Linked DNA regions of Homo sapiens: region 1 is linked to region 2. Evidence: read pairs that join two places in POLR2A ChIA-PET (ENCODE). Cell type or tissue: A673. All regions are shown on one strand. Links, peaks and the distances in the headings refer to the core of each region. The heading gives the core; the rest is flanking DNA.

Region 1 (6,515 bases), core at 1,603-5,602, 100 kb before region 2:
TGAACTCTGTATATTCTGGTGTGTTAAGCTAATCCTGGTGCTCTCTGTAGCTCTCCACACATAGTCACCTGATAGTCTGTTTTTCTCCCCTGCCCACTGTCTTTAGGATTGCCTCGAAAACCCTGGGTTTAGCTACTGCCTACCCTGGAATACTCACTCCAGCCATCCGGATTTCTTCCTATCACTGTAACTCATCTCAGGCATTCTGCACATTCTCCTTTCCACTCTATCCCCTTGCTTGGGTAATATCTGTGCATCTGCCAGTGTCCTCTTGAATGGCTCTTGTTCCAGGAAGCCTTTCTGGATCCACTAGAGTAGATTAGATATCACTAGGTGCCTCCAGCATCCAGTGCTGAATCATAAATATCTCTTATCATAGCATTCATCATATAATTTAATGTCTGCCTTCCCTATGGACCTATAAACTTTGTGGAAAGCAGAGAATTCTTCTATCTTGTCTATCATCATATCTCTAGCACCCATGTTCAATTTATAGTTAATGAAATCCAACAAACTAATCATGTCTTCAACTTGAAATAGGAGGCTCAGTAGAGTAAAGGGAACTCTAGAGTGGGAGTCTGCAGAAATGGGTTTAAATCCTATTACTACTACGGTGTGGCCATTTGCTTTGACTCTAGTCCCTTTCTTCCCCTACAAAGCAAGTTAAATAGCATAATTTAGTTTGCTCATATCACAGTTTGTGAAGCTAAGAAATACAAACACTATTGTAAATTGAAGAGGGACACTTTGGTACCCTAGAGAAAAACTGCTGTCCGCACAATGGGGCTGAAAAGGCCAACAGTTGAACAACAGCCTTTTCCATGGAGCCTGTCCCTGGCTGTGCAGTTGGAACTGCTTGCAGTGTAGTTGGCTGGGTCTGCCTCTTTGCCTCGCTCGGATGCACCAACCTGGTGATTCCTCCAGCCTGCTCACCAAAGGGGGCCGAGGGACACATCGCCTATTGTCTCCCTGGCAGTTTATGCAAGACAGAATCATTTATATAATTTTATTTATGAACTCCAGGCATTATACCTTGGCGTCAAAACAATGGAAATGTACATTTGTAGGTCTCAATGATTCCCATTTAAAGTCCAACGAGCTCAGTCAAAACAGGCTAAATTCACGATCTTTTATTTATAACTTATATCCAACGTCATAAAAGATGAGGCTGTGTAGGGTAATATACACATGAAACCAGCTGTTTAGATAATATATGAAGACACTGTTGGAGAGGGAGAACGGCATGCCAGGACATGTGATCACTGCAGCTCTGTAAGGTAGAGGTTGGGGCTCCGGCATGGGGGCGAACGGAACATTTATTATGGGCCTAAAGACAGAGTGTCTCATTCCTCTATTTTCTTGTTCTTTCTCTTTATCTTGTGGATGTGCAAATATTTGTATTTCATAAAAGGGGAAAAATCAATTCATAGTTCCTCACTAACAGGACAATACAGAAGATGGACATTTTTTCTTAGGTATCCTTTCTAATTATTCATTTTTTTTGTTCAATAATTAAAATACACCCATAAATTGAATCGCATGATGGAATGACTAGGTATAATAGAAAGTCAGTCACACCTCATTCGTAATAGTAATAAATAGCTCAGCCCATGTGTTCATAGCCATCAGTATGTAGGGAAGGGCTTATTCCAAAAGTCTGTGCTCCACAAGAATGCTAATGTTCGTTTATCAGCTGTTGTTTTACAAGATTCTGCATGGACTTTGCAGGTGGGGTTTGTGCTGAAGGTTTTTATTTGTCTTAAAAACACAGGAAAAATAAAATTATATAGATTTTCCACGTTAACCTATCTAGTGTAACTTATTAATTCATTTGGTTTAATAACTACTTGGGTATGAATCACAATTATTAGATTGCTGACTTCACCCAGTCTTGCCTTGCTCCCAATCATTTCTTAATACTTAGCATTAAGAAAATGAGACACTTAATCATAATAACCACAAAGTCAGAAATAACCTAGAAACAACATCCATATTTTCAGACATCCCATAAATCCCAAACAGGTCTCTATTGTAAGGATTTCCCCCGATCAATTCTATAAGTTCCTTTGTATTTTTTAAGTGTCTTAAAACCTAAAGTTTGCCTATTCTTTATCATCTAAAAAAAAAAACCTTCATTCAAAGTGTAAAATTAATGATTAATCTTCTTTTAGTTACTTATCTTCTCTGAGAAGAGGATTATGATCTCAAGAAACGGTAGTTACCTCTCTATTTTACTCACTTGAGCAAGGTACACACCAAAGCAATCTACTTTTAAAATGTTCCCTAATTAACCAACTTATTAAGTTTTGCCATAGAAACATTTTATGTCACATCAGTGAACTTCCACTAAAAATGGGGTGGTGGGAGAGAGATAGAGTATTAATTGTTAAAAAAAAAAAAAAAGCAAACTGGCATGCTTAAGAAAAAATCAGCCCATACAGCACCTGTTAAAGCATTCACTTTTTGGTGAATATGCACATATATATGCGCATATATAAACATGAATGCACATATATAAACATGAATGCGCACATATAAACATATGCGTGTATATATACACTATATATGCACATATATAAACATAAATATGCACATATATAATGCACACATATAAACATAAACGATTAAACTAGATCATAAATCATAAAAACTAGATGCCAGCTGGGCAAAACATATGATGTTCATGGTCCCCAAACACATACAAGTTTGAACCTAAAACATTAAGTAGGGAAGTACAATATATTATAAGTCAGTTAATCCTAAAGTGTGGTAAACCGGGGGTAAAAAGATGATTAAGTAGGCTGGGTGAGGCGGCTCACACCTATAATCCCAGCACTTTGGAGGGCTGAGGGAGGTGGATCACCTGAGGTCAGGAGTTCGAGACCAGCCTGACCAACATGGTGAAACCCCGTCTCTACTAAAAATACAAAACTTAGCTGGGCATGGTGGTGGGCGCATATAGTCCCAGCTACTTGGGAGGCTAAAGCAGGAGTATCGCTTGAACTCAGGAGACGGAGCTTGCAGTGAGCCAAGATCACACCACTCACTCCAGCCTGAGTGACAGAGCGAGACTCCATCTCAAAAAAAAAAAAAAAAAGATGATTAAGTAGATAGAACACAAACATTTAAAATTTTGATAATTACACATTTATATTTTAATATGTGTAGAAAAAATACACTGCTGTGATGTTATTGGTATTGCTGTTTAATACAATGCTAAATTTAGGTTTATAAAAAGTAAGTAATTTTAATGAAAAATATGAAAGCAATAGGATATTGCTAGTTTAGGTAGGACTGAAAATAGTATACATAGTACCAATATGAATAAAGTTCGGGAATCATTAACACAGGTAACTCACTAGTATTAATGCCACACTTATGGTATAATTTAAGTGTTACAAAACTGAAATCAAGGTAATCATATGAAGAAGAAAGTATGATAATTTGGTTCATCGGTTATCACATTTTATATGGTGTCACTAGGGAAATAACTTTCCTAACACTTTGTTCTTAGGCTATTTACACTTAATTACCCTATTCAATGGTACAATGATTCAATCAGTGAATATTTATTAAGCGTCTACTAGGAGGACAAGGTCCTCTAATAGGTAATTTTAGGGAATAGAGAAATATTTTTAAAAACACACCATTGTCTTTAAAAATTTTTTTGGTAATGCTCATTTTGAAAAGTAATAATTTCACTGTTAATAATGTAGGTACAGAAAAACATTAGGAATATTACCAGCAATCCTACTATTCAGATATAGATCAAAATGTTAATGGGTTATTTTTTTAAAGTTGTTTGAAAAATGAAAATATACAGATTTCTTTTATTAACAGAATTAGAACCAGAGTGTGTTTAGCTTTGTATCATGTTTTCTTCTCCACTTAATGGCCTATTGTTTCCTTTACTAAATATTTTTTAAAACATAAAGGAACAGATATACTGTTTAATGATTCATCTACCAATAGGCATGTGGCTGAGTTCTGGCGCATACAATTTGGGCAGAAGGCACATTTCCTGCCTCTAGGACTGACTCTTTAAACACTTCCTAGGCCGGGCGCGGTGGCTCATGCCTGTAATCCCAGCACTTTGGGAGGCCAAGGGGGGCGGATTGCCTGAGCCCAGGAGTTCAAGAACAGCCTGGGCAACATGGTGAAGCCCCGTCTCCACTAAAATACAAAAAATTAGCCGGGCATGGCAGTGGGCGCCTGTAGTCCCAGCTACTTTGGAGGCTGAGGCAGGAGAATTGCTTGAACCCGAGGGGTGGAGGTTGCAGTGAGCTGAGATTGCGCCACTGCACTCCAGCCTGGATGACAGAGCGAAACTCCGTCTCAAAATAATGATAATAATAATAATAATAATAATAATAATAATAATAATAATAACACTTCCTAGTGATCCTGCAAGTGCTCTTTTTCACCTTCCACTGCCAGCTAGTTGCAAAGCATCAGTGAAGGCCTTTGACATCCCAGGAGATAGCAGATCTACCAAATGGAGAGAGTCCCTTCCCCACCCCTCAGCAAACCCACAGAGAGAAATGGGCTGTGCTGTGATGAATTTTTATTGCATTAAGCCCCTGAAATTTTGGAGTCATCACAGCAACTATTCATTTATGTTCTTCTTCCAAGTCTTAAAAACTTCCAATCCTCTGTTCCCTTGTTTTGCAGCACTTTTTCTATGGGCCTGATTTTGATTTTTTTTTTCTTTTAATCTCAAATGAAGACGTCTATCTAGTGGTCTCCCCGCTGAGTGAATATACTTGATTTCACTTACTACCACTTCTCAAATCCAAGGTAGGAGAGTAGGTTGCCATGTACATCACCTAAGACAATTTTTAATGAAACATTTATCTAATATGATCCTACAGAATGTCCTCTTTCTCTGCCATCTATCTAGTTTTCTAACATTTGGTATCAAAAAGTCCATGAAAAGCTATAATCTTCTTGATGTTCTCCAACCAGGACACTGACGCTGTACTTTAGTGCTTTATTTGAGATGATACTTTTCAGGATGCAATGAATGACTACCTCTACGGGTGAACCACTAAAGGCTTTTGCTCCAAGAGTGATATGATTGAACTTATATTTTAGAAAAATAATTCTGGTAGTGCTAGAAATTATGGTTTTAAGAAACAGGATCCTAGAAGGTGGGAAAATGATGAAGGAAACAGCAAGGGACCCTGAATCACAGCAGTGAGAATAGATGCAAAAGTAAATACCAATGATAGAATGGTCTTGACTTGATAACAACTAAATCTGGGAGGGAAAAGTGGAGGAAACTATGGAAGATGTCAGAAATTTCTTGTTCAAGTGTCAATGGCTAAATCAGGAACCTACAAAGAACAGGTGACTCGGTGGGGAAATAAACAAATTCCATTCTGGAAATGCTGACTTCGAAGTGCTAATGGAACATCCACTGAGAAATGTCCTGTAGGTTTAATGCTCAGAAAACAACCCGTGCCAAAAGTTTAGGTGTGGGGATTATTAACATAAGTTGAAGCCTTGTGAATGGGTTAGTCCAGGAAGAGATTAAAAATTGAGGAAAAGAAAAAGAACTAGAACGGACTGAATTCTAAATGATGCCTTGTTTTTAGAGATAGTAGAATTAGGGAAAGAGACAGAAAGAATGGATAGAAAGAGAAAGAACCTGGAGCCCAGAAATCAAGAGATGAGACAATTTCAATGATAATTCCAATATGCAATTTAACCCATTTAGTAATTAAAAATTTTTTTAATTTTATTTTTTATTTCTGGAAATTAGGTCTTTTCTCAATTTTACTCATATTTTCAGGCCTCTTTTTTCACTTCTTGAAATGTATTAAACATACTTATTTTACGTTCTATGTCTGATAACTGCAACTGCTAATTTTTTATGCATCATATTTCACAGTTTATGGATTTTGCTGGCTCTCCCTTATGGCATCTTGAGTGTTCAGTGATTGTCAACCGTGAGTAACTCATTGTTTTAGAGACCACATGAACAAAACATTTTTCAAAGCATGAGGTGAAGGGGTTCTTGCAAAAAGGATTTGTATTTGCTTTTCAGACGCCTGTGCCATTATTGGCCTGGAACCACTTTAAACTTATTGTACGTTTTAAAATAACTAAGAGTATAATTGAAATGTTTATAACACAAAGAAATGATAAATACTTGAGGTGATGGATACCCCATTTACCCTGATATGATTATTACAACACTGTACTCATGTATCAAAATATCTCATGTACCATATATATATGTGTGGTATATATATATGTGGTATATATATATATATGTGGTGTATATATATGTGGTGTATATATATGTGGTGTATACACACACACACGCACACACACACACACACATACCTACTATGTACCTGTATACATAAAAAATTAAAAATAAAAGAATAGGCTGGGTACAGTGGCTCATGCCTGTAATCCCAGCACTTTGGGAGGCCGAGGCAGGGAAACACCTGAGCTCATGAGTTCAAGACCAGCTTGGGCAACATGGCAAAACCTCATCTCTCCAA
Region 2 (6,515 bases), core at 840-4,839:
AGTTTCTGTTTTTGGAATATGTGGTGGTTCTATGTGACCATCCAAACTAATTGATGACAATTTTTCACACACAATCCCTTTTTTACATAGATTGCCCAAAACATATTTTATTTTTCAGACTACAGTTTGGCAATTTTAGGTCTAATGTTCAGAAAACACATTTGAAAGTGGTTTCACATGACCCAAGATGGACATGTTGCTTACTGACCTGAAAATTTTTACTCTTGGAAACTAGACTACTTTGTGAATTCAGGGGTTTTCCAGATTTACTTTAAAATAAGTCCTTGTGTTCTGATGTCTACTTTTCTTCTTCACACACATATAAACACAAAAACATATACACATTGCATGTTAGAATTTTCTCAAGTTGATTTTTGTTTAAGGTTCTGGCTAACAACAGATGCATTTAGACAAACTGAAATTATTTTAAAAAACAGGAGTTAACTTACGTTACCCCCATTTCTACAGCAGTTTAGGGAGGTACCATATTTATTTCAGTGAGGCTACAAAAACTGGAAATCAAGGTAACTTGTTTCTCTAAACTTCCATTAGCAGAGTAGCAGCAATCTTGAATCCCTCTCTCCCTGAAGTGCCTTCTTACCCTTGATAGGTTCTAGATGGCTCCCTTCCCTTGGTGGAAACGTCCTTCTGCTGCCCAGACCTCATTTGGTTGATGAGAGCCTTCCCACTCTCTGGTTATTGTCCAAGTTGCTCTATTGACAGAGGATTTATCTTCATTTCCCCTCTCTTCATCCCTCTAGCTCTGCCACCAATGTTACAATTCACAAAGTATGCCTGATAAAAAGTTATAAACTCACGTTGCATTTATTGTATTTTCACAGACCTCTACCCCCAACTACGAATTTAGAAAAAGTTTCCTGGAGACTAGTTTGAAAAATATTTACGGTGGCACCACTAGATATCCCATAACAACCCACCCCAGTGACAGACAATTTCAGGAAAACCTTGACTCTTTTTTTCTCTCCGAATAAGTCTTTTGCCCATGGGAAACACCAACACAGAGATTAAGGGATGTTTTTTGTACCCTTTCCTCCTAGAGCATCTCAGTGTTTGAGCTAACAGTCTTTTCAAAGTATTTAGTCATTGTTCTCTGCCAAAAGGTGATCAGTTCCTTCCGAAAGACAGCCTGTGCCAATAGACCCAGACATGCTAGAGTGCAGTGTGCATGGCGGAACACACGCCCCTTTCCCTCAGTGGGTCAGCATGGTCACCTTTGGTAATTTAGCTCAGACTATTCCAGAACCATTAGATACAGGCTGTCTACTACAATATATGTTTCTTTGATGCATATTGGCTCCTGTGTGTTTGGTAAATAGGGAAATTATATCAATTCAGTGTGTAAGTTTTTGTGGTTCATAGATTTCCTCTTGCATATTAATGTTTGGAAGTGATCAGGAATAAGGTTTCTCACAGCTAAAGAGACAGCCATAAAAAATTATTTATGAAGACCTTAAGGGGAAAAAATTCTCTTCTGCAGAAGTGTTTTTATTTAGTGAAAGAAATGGGGAGTTTACCGGCTTTAAGACTCACTCACTGTAGTTGCCGCTATATTTAGCTGTCTGAAGAAGCTGCACGTGCATCCAAAGAAACTGAGAAGGAAACTGATTGATGAAGAAGGCCATCCTTGGATCATACTTTTAATTTTGGTGAAATTGCTCTGTTATTAGAAATGAATGTCTCCAAAGACCTACAAAAAGGAAAACACAAGCCTATGGGTTTTAAGTTTGCAAAGGATGGACTGTCATACGAAATGCAAAAATTAGTTGCAATTTTAACTGTGCTGATTGGTTTTGGTTTCTTTAGGGCTCTGGTCCCAAAGTTCCTAAAGTTTGTGTGGTCTGGTCATTGTCCCTATTTTTTTTTTAAGTCCTATTGCCCTCCCTCTCTCCCTCCCTCCCTCCCTTCCTTCCTTCCCGTATTTTTTTTCTGAAGTCTTTCTTTCTTTCTTTGTTACTTTCTTTGTTTCTTTCTTTCGCATACCCTTGCAAAACAGAGATTGCTAGGACTACATATACGAGGCAGAAATGCCTATAATTGCACCTAAAAGGTAGGCATAGCCAGACTGCTGGGCTTAGGGCTATGCTATGACTGCTTTGCATAATATAGCCATAATATAAAAGGAAGAATGGGAGATATTTTCTATATTTTAGATTAATAATTTACATGACACTGTCTAGCTGGTAAACCAAGCATAAACCAACACTTATATAGAAGGAATATCCCCTACCTCTCCATTTATTGTAGAAGCAGAGCATCTATTCTGAAAAATAGACGACTCTCAATAGACAGCAAGGATTACATATGGCCACAATGGGGAGAAACTTGGCCCAGTTTAGAGCCAGGACTCAATTTTGCCATAGTCGGCTATAAAACTCCAGATGACTTCACTCTTTACATTTACACATGTAGATCTTTACCTCTGGAATATCTGGTAAAAGGACCTGCGTTGGAGAGAAGGCAATCTTTAAAAGTAGTTGAACCAGGCTAGAGGCAGTTAGGGGAGGCTTCCTTCCTCTCATTCTGAGTTTAAAATTGACTTCAACTCCTTGATCTATAGGAATCATTTGTGACAGTTTCCCCATGGTTAAGGCAAGTCATTGGAGAGAGCTGTAAAGCAAGATCATAAGCACCAATTTTTTTTTCTTCAGAAAGGATTGTAGAAGTAGTAATATGAATAATGGTTGAATAATTGTTATATAACTTCTTGAATGCACTTATAAATAAGTTAATTATCTTTGCTCATTTTAAGCTGAATATGTAAAAGGTACACTTGGTATATCATAAATAGATTTAGTCTTTCATCATTTTTGCAAGATACAAGTTGAAAGTGCTAAGAAGGAAAAAGGGCTTAGCACCAAAGCCAAGCTAATTACATGAGTTAAAATTATATAAATAATATAGTTTAATTACATTCAGTAAACTTTTAGTCTGTCCCTGGGAAATGACCTGTAGCTTTGCTTCCCTCTTCACTGAATCCTAGGGGAGATTCCACTCTTCAAAATGTAGCTATTGTATAGGAGGTAAATCACATTTTTAATAGCCTGGTGACTTATTTTAGAATGAACCCTGCCATTTTAATCAAATGGAAAATATTCGTGCATTCTCCAGAGTAGAAAGGCCCAGTGAGCGAACTAAAACCATGATAAGGGCTCTAGAGAAAGATTTGAGAATCTAAACTCCACATTCTTAAGACCCTGGAGATTCACAAGTGTCACTTTAAAGGAAAGTGTTGTAGTCTTCAGTAGAAGGATGTACTTCAACTTTTGTGAGGCAGGAGCTCCCTCCAGAGTCCACACGTGGTAAGCTGCAGGCCTGCTGGAGTGGGTCCCCATCCAAGGAAGATATTTAAGGCTGATTTCTTCTCCCAGTGAGATTGAGTTGGGGAAGGGGTATTAAAGGAGGACAGAGAAACTCTCTTGAAAGCTTCTATTGAAGTCTGTGTAAACACAACTACTTAAGAAAGCAGCCTTGGGTATTCTTATTTAAATCAAATACAAAGAAGAATCTATCTATCTTCTGGGCAGACAATAATGTAACCTAGACTAGAGTTTGGTTGGTTCTTGACCTCATATCTTCTGTCATTGTGGTACTAGTCTCTGGCTCCAGGGTCATATGCCAGATGTTGAGGCTGATGAGTGGAAGGGCTGGAATTAACAGTGTGCTAAGGGTGTGCACCAGTAGACATAGAGTGGCCCAGAAAGGGTTCAGCCCTAGTGTACTTATTTACACTTGTTTATATGGTTTTCAGGAATACTTCTCGATCACTTCAAATGAGGTCTAAGCTGTGTCTTCCACTTCCACATAATTAACTCTGTTGCTGTGACTGCTGCTTTTCTTATCTCTCTGTTGCAGCAGCTGATGGAGATGGGGGGGCCTCAGTCAGTGACAGTAAGGATCAGCAGCATCACTGTCCCTGTGTTACACCTATATGCCTAGCAGTATGCTGGGTTTTTAAATGTACTATCTCCTGTGCTTATAACCATACTGAGATAGTATATTTTCAATTTCACTATATTTTTGGATGATGAAAGTGAGGCTCAGAGAACTAGAAAACTTGCAGGTCACGTAACTCGAAGATGGAGATCCTGGGACTCAAATTCTGGCATATACACCCATTGCCTTGTTAGGGATGCTAACAGCCAAGAGGTTGTGTTCCAGTTTGCTACAGGACATTAACTTCTTTTTACAGGGAAAGTTAGAAAAAGGTAAAAGGCAAAGGTTTAGTGTGTCATTATTGCAGAATTTTTTCTTGCCTCCTAAGACAGGGTTTCACAATCTCGGCACTTGACATTTGGGCCAGATAATTCTTTGTTGACAGTTCTTTGTCCTGTACATTGTAGGATGTTTAGCAGCATCTGTGGCATCTACCCACTAGATGTCAGGAACACACACATCCGCTTCCACCTCCCTAGTTGTGACAACCAGTTCTCCAGATGTTGCCACATGCCCCCTGGGGGGCAAAATCACCCCTGATTAAAAATCACTGCTGTAAGGGGTTAATTGAGGTAATGTTATGGGAGGAGGGTGTGACACAATGAAAATAACAGAGATGGATTTATAGGATTAAGGGGAAGAATTGGAACAGATTGATGAAATGGGACAAATAGATAGGAAGACTTTGTCCTAAGATGAAGATAGTTGTTAGATTAGTGGAGGGGGTTACATGCAGGTTCACAGGCTCCATCATGGCAGATCTGAATATTGTTGGTGGTAGTACAGTAATCATTCATGGATGCATTTATAACTCTTTCTCTCTTCTCCCTCCTCCCGCTTTTTTTTTTTTTAATAACAAATACCGGGAGTGGAGAAAAAAGATCCAATCCTGCTATTTCTCTAGTTCTACCTTTTGGCCAGTTGGTGGCCACTGAGGGCGTTTCAGAATTTGGTGTATATTTGTCCAAACTTTATTCTGAGTTATATTAAACTCATTCTCCTCTTGAATTATCCTCCTTATTTCTTATTTCCATTACTTGGTTTTGTTTTTTGTTTTGTTTTTGAGAGAGAGCGTCTCCCTCTGTCGCCCAGGCTGGAATGCAGTGGCACGATCTCAGCTCACTGCAACCTCTGCCTCCTGGGTTCAAGTGATTTTACCACCTCATCCTCTCCAGTAGCTGGGATCCCAGGTGCCCGCCACCACGCCCAGCTAGTTTTTGTATTTTTAGCAGAGACGGGGTTTTGCCTTGTTGGCCAGGCTGGTCTCGAACTCTTGACCTCAGGTGATCCACCCACCTCAGCCTCCCAAAGTACTGGGATTACAGGCGTGAGCCACCATGCCCGGCCCATTTCTTGTATTTTTAATTAGAAGAATTGCTAATACCTGTGGGGGGAAATTATTTGAAGTAACAAGAAAAATATCAATCATGCTTATTTTATTAACCTTCAAAGACAATTTTACAGTATACTTATCAGGACTATTATAAGAAATTCACTTATAAATATTGTAGTTACATACCATCGAATGCCAGAATGAATTATACAAAGGTAAAGTACGTAACAATACTATGAGTCCTTGCTCAGTGTCTTCAATAGGTTCAGGAAGAAGATGTACAATGAAGCTAATTTTACCATAGGCAAATTGATATTGTTGACTGAAGGAAAAAAATTTAAGCTTTTAAATAATTAAAGTTAGTTCTATTTGGAAGTCTTACTGAGGACTATAGACTGAGGCTTATAACCCAGAAGCAATTCTGTCAGGCTGTTTTAAGGCAGTATTTTAGTTTATGGTTTACATGTAGGTGGTGAAGATTTAATATGTGTAAAATTATATCTAAGTTTCAGTGTAAGAGTATATTTGGTGATAGGTTATAGAAGTATAATCATTAATTTTGTCAAATGTTATTTTATGTATAGGAAAAGACAAGGACTAGGATCATTGATCTTTTAAGAAATGTAGTGACTGAGGCAAGAGTTGTGGTGGGGCCATGTGTTTTATTTTGTTTTGTCTTTAAAGTATTTTTTACAGAGCTGTATGTCATCACTGAATCAAGAGCTTTGTGAAATTATGTTGGCAAGTAGAAATGAGCATGCCTTTTTATGTTTGTTATTGTGCCTTACAACATAAACAAGAGTCAAGTTCCTATGGCATGTTTCTGGTCACAAAAATATCACCAAACTTCTAAGTAAGGACCAAAATACTTCTAATATTAAATATTGAAATAAATGTGAAGTATGCATACATTTAATAAATATTAATAAAAACAAGTAAGATGATGATTTACTCAATTTTTGGTGAACCCATGAGTGATGGTACTCATAGTGGTGGTGAATTTAATCAACGAGTAAACGTTTACGAAGCGAAAATTGTCAGGAGTACCTTCCACCACCATGCAGTTCAAAAACAAGCAATAACAAATGTGGGGAGCTTGCTGAGCGCTTCTGTCCCACATCATTTATTGTCCTGCATCTGTATAATTGTCGTCTACATTACACATTTTTATTTCACAGTAATTTGTATTTATTCATATAATTTGCAATCCACTCATTCCAGTTTAGGG

What was found. Peaks named below come from ENCODE experiments on the same cell type or tissue, not always from the same donor. Only the 100,000 strongest peaks of a DNase experiment are listed, where the experiment ranks them.
Region 1: POLR2A ChIA-PET joins it to region 2 with 6 read pairs; 17 of 35 experiments call an interaction of 5 or more read pairs at or near these places.

What each region holds. Positions count from the first base shown.
Region 1 is chr4:173,151,436-173,157,950 of GRCh38, forward strand. The region is part of intron 6 of GALNT7-DT (GALNT7 divergent transcript); the gene reads right to left. Among named protein-coding and RNA genes, the nearest start is that of GALNT7, 14 kb to the right of the region's middle. In A673, for the core only: no CTCF peak of the experiment used is centred there; no DNase peak of the experiment used is centred there.
Region 2 is chr4:173,254,637-173,261,151 of GRCh38, forward strand. The region is part of intron 2 of GALNT7 (polypeptide N-acetylgalactosaminyltransferase 7); the gene reads left to right. It overlaps LOC124900812 (a long non-coding RNA gene), which reads right to left. Exons shown (of 3, transcript XR_007058367.1): 3 at 1,882-6,515. Among named protein-coding and RNA genes, the nearest start is that of MIR548T, 10 kb to the right of the region's middle. RefSeq lists an enhancer at 131-180. In A673, for the core only: a CTCF peak has its summit at 3,309; DNase peaks (open chromatin) are centred at 3,285 and 4,445; H3K27ac peaks cover 1,135 bases.